Linked DNA regions of Homo sapiens: region 2 is linked to region 1. Evidence: chromatin contacts called from ENCODE Hi-C or POLR2A ChIA-PET data. All regions are on one chromosome and are shown on one strand. The core of a region is the stretch at or near the end of the contact, and the rest is flanking DNA. Distances in the headings are between cores, read along the strand shown.

Region 1 (5,202 bases), core at 428-2,927:
AGTGCAGAAGGGAAATGTGGGATTGGACACCACCACACACAGAGTCCCCACTTGGTCACTGCCTGGTAGAGCTGTTAGAAGAAGACCACCATCCTCCAGACATTAGAATGGTAGATCCACCAACAGCTTGCCCTCTGTGCCTGGAAAAGCCACAGACTCTCAACGCCACCCATGAAAGCAGCCAGGAGGGGGCTGTACCCTGCAAAGCCACAGGGGTGGAGCTGCCCAAGGTCATGGGAGTCCACTTCTTGCATCAGCATGACCTGGAGTCAAAGACATGGAGTCAAAAGAGATCATTGTGGAAGTTTAAGATTTAATGACTGCCTTATTGGATTTTGAACTTGCATGGAACCTGTAACCCCTTTGTTTTGGCTAATTTCTCCCATTTGGAATGGAAACATTTACCCAATGCCTGTACCCCCATTGTGTCTTGGAAGTAACTAACTTGATTTTGATTTTACAGGCTCATAGGCAAAAGGGACTTGCCTTGTCTCAGATGAGACTTTGAACATGGACTTTTGGGTTAATACTGGAATGAACTAAGACTTTGGGGCACATTTAGAAGGGCATGATTGTGCTTTGAAATGTGAGGACATGAGATTTGGGAGGGGCCAATGGTAGAATGATATGGTTTGGCTGCACCCCCACCCAAATCTTATCTTGAATTGTAGTTCCCATAATCCCCATGTGTTATGGGAGGGGCCCAGGGGGAAGTAATTGAATCATGGGGGCGGTTCCTCTATGCTATTCTCATAATAGTGAGCAAGTTCTCATGATATCTGATGTTTTTATAAGGGGGCTTCCCCCTTCGCTTGGTTCTCATTCTTCTCCTTCCAACCATCATGTGAAGAAGGACATATTTGCTTCCCCTTCTACCATGATTGTAAGTTTCCTGAACCCCCCACTCTCAGTCATGCAGAACTGTGAGTCAATTAAACTTCTTTCCTCTATAAATTACCTAGTTTTGGGCAGTTCTTTATAGCATTGTGAGAACAAACTAATACAGCCTAATTGAAATACTATTACTTCTTCCAACAGACACCCCTAATCCAGACCCTTTATTAATAAGTGAGATCAAAGAGAAATGACAATAAGATATAAACATATACAGACATAACTAAGTGTTTTACATATTCCACCGTAGCTCTTACATGCTGAATTTAAGCAAATCTCTTTGTCTGAGACTCGGTTTCCCCATTTGAAAAACTGAGAAATTATCACTTGACTTTCAAGGTGTGGAAATTAAATTTTACCAGTATGCTAATTCTTTTTAACTTGAAAAATCTTTATAATACTCTTAACCAATAATCCAGAAGCAGTTTAAATCATTGATTTTGTCTTCCTCAGTTAGCAAAATAGACTTTTTCAAACAACTATAGAGTACCTGTTTGGTGCACAGAAGAAAATGAAACATTAAAAATTTTCAAGTAGGCAAAAAAATTTCAGCATCCCCCTAGGTGACTGACTTATTACCATTTAGCTCTTCTTCCTCAGTTCTCCTCTTTCTCTCCCCAACTTTTTCTACCATTTGATTTTCCTGAATGACTCATAAGTATAGAACCACCAATTATTTTATATTTCATATTAAGCGGTGCAAGCCAAATTGAGTTACAGCTTAGACAAGAAATCCTAGGGGAAACACCCAGGAGACTGTCATGACACACTTCTTGTTCTCTGGCATAAGCAGAGATAATAATTAAGCATCACGTGACATATTACTCTAAAAATAGATGCCCTGTGTGGTTTTTGTCATACACACATCCAAGGTGTTTTAAAAAAATGTTTATTTTAATGTGTTACACATTTAGCCTCTGGGAATCATTTCACTGAGCAGCTGAAAAGCTGCAGTAAATTCTTGGTTACTGAAATGACATGAGGATGAGTTATTTAAATATCTTTATGTTCATAACATAGACTGGGTTGAAACAAATCTTCCTGCTGTGGCTAACTCATAAAGATCTCATGATCTAAGTAGGAGATGCCACATATCTTCTTTTTTTTCTCAATGCATGACTCTCTTTGGATATTCATTCATTCAACAAATATTTATTGTGTATCCACAAAGTACCAGGCACTGTTTTCAGGACACAGGATACTGCAGTCAACAAGATAAATGAGTACAATGCTTGAATAAACCTACAATTCTGTTTTAAGATGGCAAACAGTAAACAAGGACATAAATTAATACATAATTTCAGATGGAGATGAGAGTTGTAAAGAAAATTAATGATAACTGAATAAGGAAAATGGGGACAAGGAAGAGCTTATTTAGATTAGGTAACTAAGACAAGCTCTCTAAGAAGTGAAGAACTGAATGAGAGGAAGCCTGCCAATCGAACCCTGGCAGGAAGAACAATTATAGAACAGGGAACCACAATGGTAAGCATGTCACGTTTAGAGAAAAGAGACCAGTGTGGCTGAAGCACAGAAGTCAGAGTGTGGTTGGAAATATGGCCAGTGTGGTAGGCAAGAGACAGGTCCCTCAAGAATACAAGAAATATGGTCTGTGGTAGGCAAGAGACAGATCCCTCAAGAATAATTGTGGAAGTGAATGGATTTAACCCAAGTTCAAAGAGAAGCAATTGGGGAGTTTTAAGCAAAGAAGTGATATGATTTAATTTATATTTTAAAAGCTTACTCTGGTTAGATGGGGGTGGAAATAGGAATGAAAGAAGGCAAATCATTTAGGTATTTGAAATATTCAGTAGTATAGGCAAAAACAGCTGATGACTTAGATTACCATTGCAGGCAGATGAGTAGCAAAAATGGTGGTCAGATTTAGTATATACTATAGGGGTAAAACCAATGTGCTCCTCTGATTGATGTGATTTACAAAATAAAAAAAGGAATCAAGGCAACAATTTCCATACTTTATTTCTCAGTCTATCTTATGGTGCTCACTGCATTTCATGGTAGGAGTTCAAAGGTAACATTAAAAATAAGGAGTATCTACACAGCAGAAGGTTGGAGAATGAGGAAGCATTGACCAGATATGAGAGAATTATGAAGCACTGCATTGTGACCCCTGTAGGAACAAAAGTAAATATTGTCTCTAGCTTTTGTTATCATTGTAGGAAGACCAGGGATCCTAGGGTATGTAAAATTTTCCATCTCCTTCTTATAACAGACTAGTTCTGTCTTTACATTTTACACAAGACCATAGATTTTGCACAGTGTTTCTTTCACTAAGCCCCACCAACATATTATCTAATCTTAATAAAATTTGGTCAGCAGAGATGTAAAAAATGCAGAGAAAACAAAATAAAAGTAAAAAAGAAAATGTGAAGGCAAAGATGATGAAAAAAATAGAAGATAAAGGCCTGAAATATGCCTGAAAAGTGCAAAAAGTGTGCATTTCTAATTATCAGCTTCTGTGTACTTTTGAACTGCGGAAGTTTTGAACTGAATGAGTTCAAAAGGTGGCCAAGACTGATGAAGTGTCTCTGTTAATAGAAAAATTTAAACTGAGTCTTCTCAAGAGAGGCATACTTAGAAGCTCTAATGAGCTCCTCAGTGGAAGAAAAATCCGAACCTAATCTTTTGGTTCAATAAGTTAATTCTCTTAGTGAAAGATGAGTCGAGTGAGCCAATCTTTATGAACACTGAAAGCAAAACGGCAGAGAATTAAAGCTCTGAGCCACTACACTTCAGGCCTTTCCTCTCTTTTTTTTTTCACTTTCTTTCTTTCTTTTTATCTTCTTTGTTGGCTAATCTAGGAGCAGTTTACCAGGCTGCCAGGCAATGCAAAGGTCTAAACTCTTTGTGAAGAGAATTTGAAATAATCACATTATGTTTGTCAAGGCTTTGTATTTGTGGAGGTGAACAGTAACAAATAAGAGAAAAAGTCTGCAATCTGTGTTTGTATCACAGGGATAATGCCCAGGATTCTTTGTATTTTGTGGAAGAATAGCATGGGATCTCAGACTAAGTCCTTGAAGTACAAATATGATTGTACAAGGCTTCCTATAGAAAATGTCTACCTTGAATTTCATGGCCCTTGGTATTTTGGTAAACTTAGTTTTATAGCCTTATAAATGATGCCATCAAATTTCCATAAGGACATCATGAAAGTAGACTTAAGTTGTAGAAAACTGTACGAAGTTTACTTCTGTATGTCTTAATGTAACTGTAAACATCCCGTTTTACCAGCTATGGCATCTAGGAAATATTCAGCTCCATTTAGCCACAGCACAAAGGGTAGAAGAAATTTAAAGGTCAGAGCCCTAAACTCTTTTACCCAGTTACAGAAGATGTTTTGTCAACATGAATAAATAAAAGTGGTACTTCAGTTAAAATTGAAGGTATTGCTTCACTAAATAAGTATTAATACAGAATGTTTCACGGTAAAATAACCAAGGTAAATTCGATAATGGGGCTGGGGATGGTGCTCATCATTTTTTGTGGTACGAAACTAAAGAACAAGTTTTCTTTTTGTGGTCATCAGCAAGTATCAGTGTGCTACTCTGGAGATAATATTTTCCATCAATGGAGGGAAAAGAACTAGTATATATGAGTGGTTAAGTGGAATCTGAAAAAAATAATATCAAAGGCAAGACCATGCATTATAGCTTAATCCATGTATGTAGGCTACTTGACTGGAAAGCCATATGGTATTGCAAAAAAAGCGCAGAGTATCTAATAAGAAAGACATGTTTGTATCCATACTCTACCTCTCACCGGAAACTGATCTTGGGCCAATTACTTCACCTTTCTGAGCTGCAATGTCCTTAACTATAAAATAAAGTTTCAAAAATCAATCTTATGGGGTTATCAGAAGAAATAAATGTCTCTAGCTTAGAGATGTTTATAAATGTCTGTACCACCTTATAAGTACCCGACCCATAGTATATATTATGTAGAACACCTTCACATCTACTTCACAGGGTCTTCACTGATATAGACAGCAAAGGTATATCAATTTGTATTCAAAGAAAACCAACATCTATTCAAGAAATTTTAAAACTATAAGAATTGGTTGGGTATGGTGGCTCACACCAATATCCTAGCACTTTGGGAAACAGAGGCCGGAAGCTCACTTGAGGCCATGAGTTTGAGACCAGCCTGGGCAACATAGTGAGACCCTGTATCTACAAATCTTAAAAATATTAGCCAGGCTTGGTGGCATGCACTCGTAATCCCAGCTACTCAGGAAGCTGAGGTGGGAGAATCACTTGAGACTGGGAGTTCAAGTCTGCAGGGAGC
Region 2 (5,129 bases), core at 1,970-4,469, 120 kb after region 1:
CCACCTTTGCTGCTCCCTAGTAGCTATGAAATAGCTGCTCCATATCAGTAGCTATGAAAATAAAATACAGAGAGAAGGTAGAAGGCTCAACTGCATCTATGATGCACTAGACATTTTCTGTCCAAGGGATGGAGTCATAAAACAAAACATGTACAGGGCTTAATACCTGGGTGATGAAACAATATGTACAAGACCCTGTGACATGTGTTTACCTATGTGACAAATCTTTACACGTACCCCAAACCTCAAATAAAAGTTAAAAAAATTTATTCTGTCCCACGCAAAGGTGAGGAAATCTGTCATCTATTTAGAAAGCCAATTTCTGTGCTTTGGTTACCTGTGACTCTAATATTTTTATTATCAATTAATCTTCAATATATTTTATTTTTAGAGCAGTTGGAGGTTCATAACAAAATTAAGTGGAAAGTGCAGAGAGTTCTCATATATCCCCTGCCTCCACATTTGCACAGCCTCCCCCACTATCAGCATTAGGCACCAGAGTGAGACATTTGTTACAGCCCCTCTATGACTCATTTTCCTTACCTGTGAAATGGGCATACCAATATTACTTCCTTCATGATACTGATATGAAGATATTTAATGAACCTATATAGCCAATCATTTTTACCCAAATACAAGCAATCACTTTTACCCAAATGTAACCCATGTTTACATTAGGTTCACTCATGGTGTTGTATATTCTATGGGTTTTGACAAATGTATAATGATACATCCAGCATTGTGATATCATACAGAATAGTTTCATTGCCCTAAGTATCCTGTGTGCTCCCCCCTTTTTTTTTTTTTTTTTTTTTTTTTTGAGATGGAGTCTTGCTCTGTCGCCCGAACTGGAGTGCAGTGGCACGATCTGGGCTCACTGCAAGCTCCACCTCCTGGGTTCACGCCATTCTTCTGCCTCAGCCTCCCAGACTACAGGAGCCCACCACCACGCCTGGCTAATTTTTTGTATTTTTAGTAGAGATGTGGTTTCACCATGTTAGCCAGAATGGTCTCGATCTCCTGACCTCGTGATCTGCCCGCGTCGGCCTCCCAAAGTGCTGGGACTACAGGAGTGAGCCACCACGCCCGGCCTTGTGCTCCACTTATTTATTGCTTCCTCCCACCTAATCCCTGATCTTTTTACTGTCTCTACAGTTTGTTTTCACCAGAATGTCGTATAATGGGAATCAAACAGTATGTAACATTTCCACGTTGGCTTTTCTCACTTACTAATATACATTTAAAGTTCTTCCATGTCTTTTCGTGACTTGATAGCTCATTTCTTTTTAATATTGAATAATATTCCATCATATAAATGTACCACAGTCTCTTTATCTGTTTACCTATTGAAGGACGTCTTAGTTGCTTCTAAGTTTTGGCAATTATGAAAAAAGCTGCTATAAACATCCATGTATAGGTTTTTGTGTGGGCTTAAATTTTCAACTTATTCGGGAGAATACCAAGCAGACCAATTCCTGGATTCTATGGTATGAGTATGTTTAGTTTTACATTAAACTGCAAAGCTGTCTTCCAAAGCGGCTGTACCATTTTGCATTTCCACCAACAATGAATGAGGGTTCCTGTTGCTCTACATTCTCATCAGCATTTGGTGTTGTCAGTGTTTTGGATTTTTGCCACTCCCATAGGCCTATAGTAGTATCCTGTCACTTTAATTTACATTTCCTGGTAGGTAGATCAAGAATAGAAGACTCTACCAATCGCTCCCCTCCCAAACCCCAAGGACTCCAATTTAACAACTATCTACCCACAAAAAAACCATCTTCATAAGAACCCATAATCAGGTGAGCACTCGTAGTACTTGGTTTTAACTTTGTATTGCTGAAAGGGGCACTGAAAAAGTAGAAAAAAAGACATAACCCTTCCCCTCCACCTCCCCACCCCAGCAGCAGTGGTATGGTACAGAAAGCTTCTCCATGAACTGGGGGAGGGAGAGTGCAGCAATTGTGAGGCATTAAACTCAGTGCTGTTGTTATAACAGAAAGGAAAACCAGTCCAAACTTAGCTGATCACCCACCCAAGGAAGGAGCATCAGCTAAGTTCTCATCAATCCCAGTGGTAAGAACTTGAGTTCCCACAAGCCTCACCACCATGGTCTAAAGTGCTCTGGGGCTCTAAATAAACTCGAAAGGCATTCTAGGTCACAAGGACTACAATTCCTCGGTGAGTCCTAGGGCTAAACTGGGCTCAGAGACAGTTGACTGGAGGGACATGTGACCTACTGAGACACTGCAGCACCTAAGGCAGGGCTGCTATTAACACTTCCCTAACGCCAGGCTGCATAGCTCACAGCTCCACAAGAGACCTTTTCCTTCCACTTGAGGAGAGGAGAGGAAAGAGTGAGGATGAATTTGTCTTGCATCTTAGATACCAGCTCAGCCACAGCGGGATAGGACACCAATTGGAGTCATGAGGCCCCCTTCGCAGGCCCTAGATCCTAGATGACATTTCCAGACATACCCTGGGCCAGAAGGGAACCCATTGCTTTGAAAGAAAGGACGCTTTCCTGGCAGCATTCATCACCTGCTAAGTGAAGAGCCCTTAGGTCCTGAATAACCAGCAGCAATATGCAGGTACTACATTGAGGGTCTTGGGGGAGACTCTGAAACTTGCTGGCTTTGGGTGACTCAGCACATTCCCAGCCATGATGGCTATGGGTGAGACTTCTTCTGCTTGAAAAAAGTGAAAGGAAAAGCAAAGGGGACTTTGTCATGCACCTTGGCCACAGGGTTGTAAAGCACAAAGCAGGCCTCTTGGGGTCCTCAATTCCAGGACTTGGCTCTTGGATGGCATTTCTGGACCTGCCCTGGGCCTGAAGGGAGCACGCTGCCCTAAAGGGTGAGTCCCAACCCAGGCAGCATTCACCACAAGCTGACTGAAGAGACTTTGTACCTTAAGGGAACATTGGTGGTAGTCTGGTAGTACTCCCTGTAGGCCTGTGGTGACGGTGGCCAAGAGGTGAGGCTCCTCTGCCTTTGAAAAGGTGAGAGAAGAGTGAGATGGACTGTATCTTGTAGTTTGAATGCCAGCTCAGCTGCAGTATAATAGACTTCTAAGGGTTTTGACTCTAATCCCTGGCTGCTGGGTGGCACCTCTGGGCCTTCCTGGAGCCTGGGGGAACTTGCTGCCCTGAAGGAAAGGACACGGGCCTGGCTGTCTTTGCCACTTGCTGATTGCAGAGAACATAGGCAGTAGCCAGGGAGTGGTTGCAACAGGCCTTGGGTGAAATCCAGTACTGTGCTGGCTTCAGGTCTGACTGAGAACAGTCATAGTGGTGATTGCCACAAGGGAGCTTGTATCACTCCACCCCCAGCTTTGGGTGGCTCAGAATAGAAAGAGAGGCTCCATTTGTTTAAGAGAAACTAAGGGAAGAGAAAAAGAGTCCCTGTCTGATAATACAAAAAATTTTCCCAGATCTTGTCTAAGACCATCAAGGCAGTACCTCTACAAGTATGCAATAACCACAGTGTTACTGAGCTTGAGGTACCTCTTGAAGCAGATACAGCTTAGATCACAACATCCAAGTCCTATCAAATATCTGGAAAGCCTTCCCAAGAAGGACCAGTACAAACACCAGACTGCAAAGACTACGATAAATACCCAGACACAGATGAATATCTACAAATATTGAGACGACCCAGGAAAACATGACCTCATTAAATGAACCTAATAAGGCACCAGGGACCAGTCTTGGAGAAACAGAGATATGTGACCTTTCAGACAGAAAATTTAAAATAGCTATTTTGAGGAAACTCAAAGAAATTCAAGAGAACACAGAAAAGGAATTCAGAATTCTATCAGATAAATTTAACAAAGAGGTTGAAATAATTTAAAAGAATCAAACAGAAAATCCGGAACTGAAAAATGCAATTGGCATACAAAAAATGCATCAGTCTTTTAATAACAGAATTGGCCAAGCAGAAGAAAGAATTAGTGAACTTGAAGACATGCTGTTTGTAAATACACAGTGAAAGGAGACAAAAGAAAAAAGAATGAAAAACAATGAAGCATGCCTACAAGATCTAGAAAATAGCCTTAAAAGGGCAAATCTAAGAGTTACTGGCCTTAAAGAGGAGGTAGAGAAAGACAGAGGTAGAAAATTCATTCAAAGGGATAACAGAGAATTTCCCAAACCTAGAGGAAGATATGAATATCCAAATCCAAAAAAGATTATAGAACACCAAGCAGATTTAACCCAAAGAAGACTACCTTAGGCATTTAATAATTTGCATTTCCTAATGAGATATGATGTTGTGTATCTTTTCATATGCTTATTTGCCATCTTTCGTTCTTCTTTGGTGAAGTGTGTTCAAATCTTTTGCGCGCTTATTAATCAGGTTGTTTGTGTTCTTATTGTTGAGTTTTACAATTTCTGTGCATATTGTGGATAACAGTCCTTTATCAGATGCATCTTTTGTAATTATTGTATCCCTGTCTGTGACTTGCCTTTTCATTCTCTTGACAGCTTCTGTTGCAGATGAGAAGTTTTCAATTTTATATCAATTTTTGTTCCCCAAAGTGCACAAATGTAACAGGCTACTGAGTACAAGTTTTTCTGTTATCCCAAAATTGGCAGTTAAGGCCACAATATTAAAATAGAGAAGTTGGAGAACTGAGAACAACTGGAGCTAACCACCTTCTTTAAGGCTTACGAAGACACAACCAGGTAAAGGCTCTGCTGCTCTAAATCATCACCCCAAACTGGACCTTCTCCCTCTCCAGTCAAGTCTGAAAGGAAGACTGAGGTGGGAACAGAGAAGAAGGAAATGATTAGAGGTGTAAGGTGGCCTTGGTAGGGGTGGGAAGGGAGTAATACTTCAGTTTTCTATCTATTCCACCAAGACATGCCTCTCACCACTGAACCAACTTCGGGGCTGCCATGAGAACCACTCTTAAAGCCTGGAAGGAGTGCCTATAGGAAGAGAAGGCCAGAATTACATTTCTAGCTTTGACATCTGCACCTGCAGTGGCCTTGCCAATCAAGCCACTGTACCTACCTGAACTGAGGGGAAAAAAAAGTGACTTAGAAAAGGGAGAGAGCACAGCTCTGGGGCAACCCACATGTGTATCTCCATAGGCCATGTGAACTTGGGAGAAGTAGCTAGGTTTGT

What was found. A loop is a pair of places that touch in the nucleus more often than their neighbours do. ChIA-PET counts read pairs that join two places held with the same protein, here RNA polymerase II (POLR2A). Pooled maps may share reads with other maps.
Region 2: a loop to region 1 is called in a pooled map, with 2.0 times the contacts of the local background. The contact joins two enhancer-like sites. A Hi-C loop is called at or near these places in 6 of 37 single-sample maps with no recorded cell type and 2 of 50 pooled maps. POLR2A ChIA-PET finds 5 or more read pairs at or near these places in 4 of 52 experiments (OCI-LY7, activated CD4-positive, alpha-beta T cell and activated naive CD4-positive, alpha-beta T cell).

The regions. Positions count from the first base shown.
Region 1 is chr2:157,362,039-157,367,240 of GRCh38, forward strand. No RefSeq gene overlaps it. Among named protein-coding and RNA genes, the nearest start is that of ERMN, 39 kb to the left of the region's middle. Within about 2 kb of position 1,678, at least 2 of the 41 ENCODE cell types and tissues checked have a DNase peak (open chromatin) inside an H3K27ac peak, as active enhancers do.
Region 2 is chr2:157,477,617-157,482,745 of GRCh38, forward strand. All of the region lies in intron 3 of LOC105373712 (a long non-coding RNA gene), which reads right to left. Among named protein-coding and RNA genes, the nearest start is that of CYTIP, 36 kb to the left of the region's middle. RefSeq lists enhancers at 2,829-2,958, 3,099-3,148 and a silencer at 3,309-3,368. Within about 2 kb of position 3,220, at least 6 of the 41 ENCODE cell types and tissues checked have a DNase peak (open chromatin) inside an H3K27ac peak, as active enhancers do.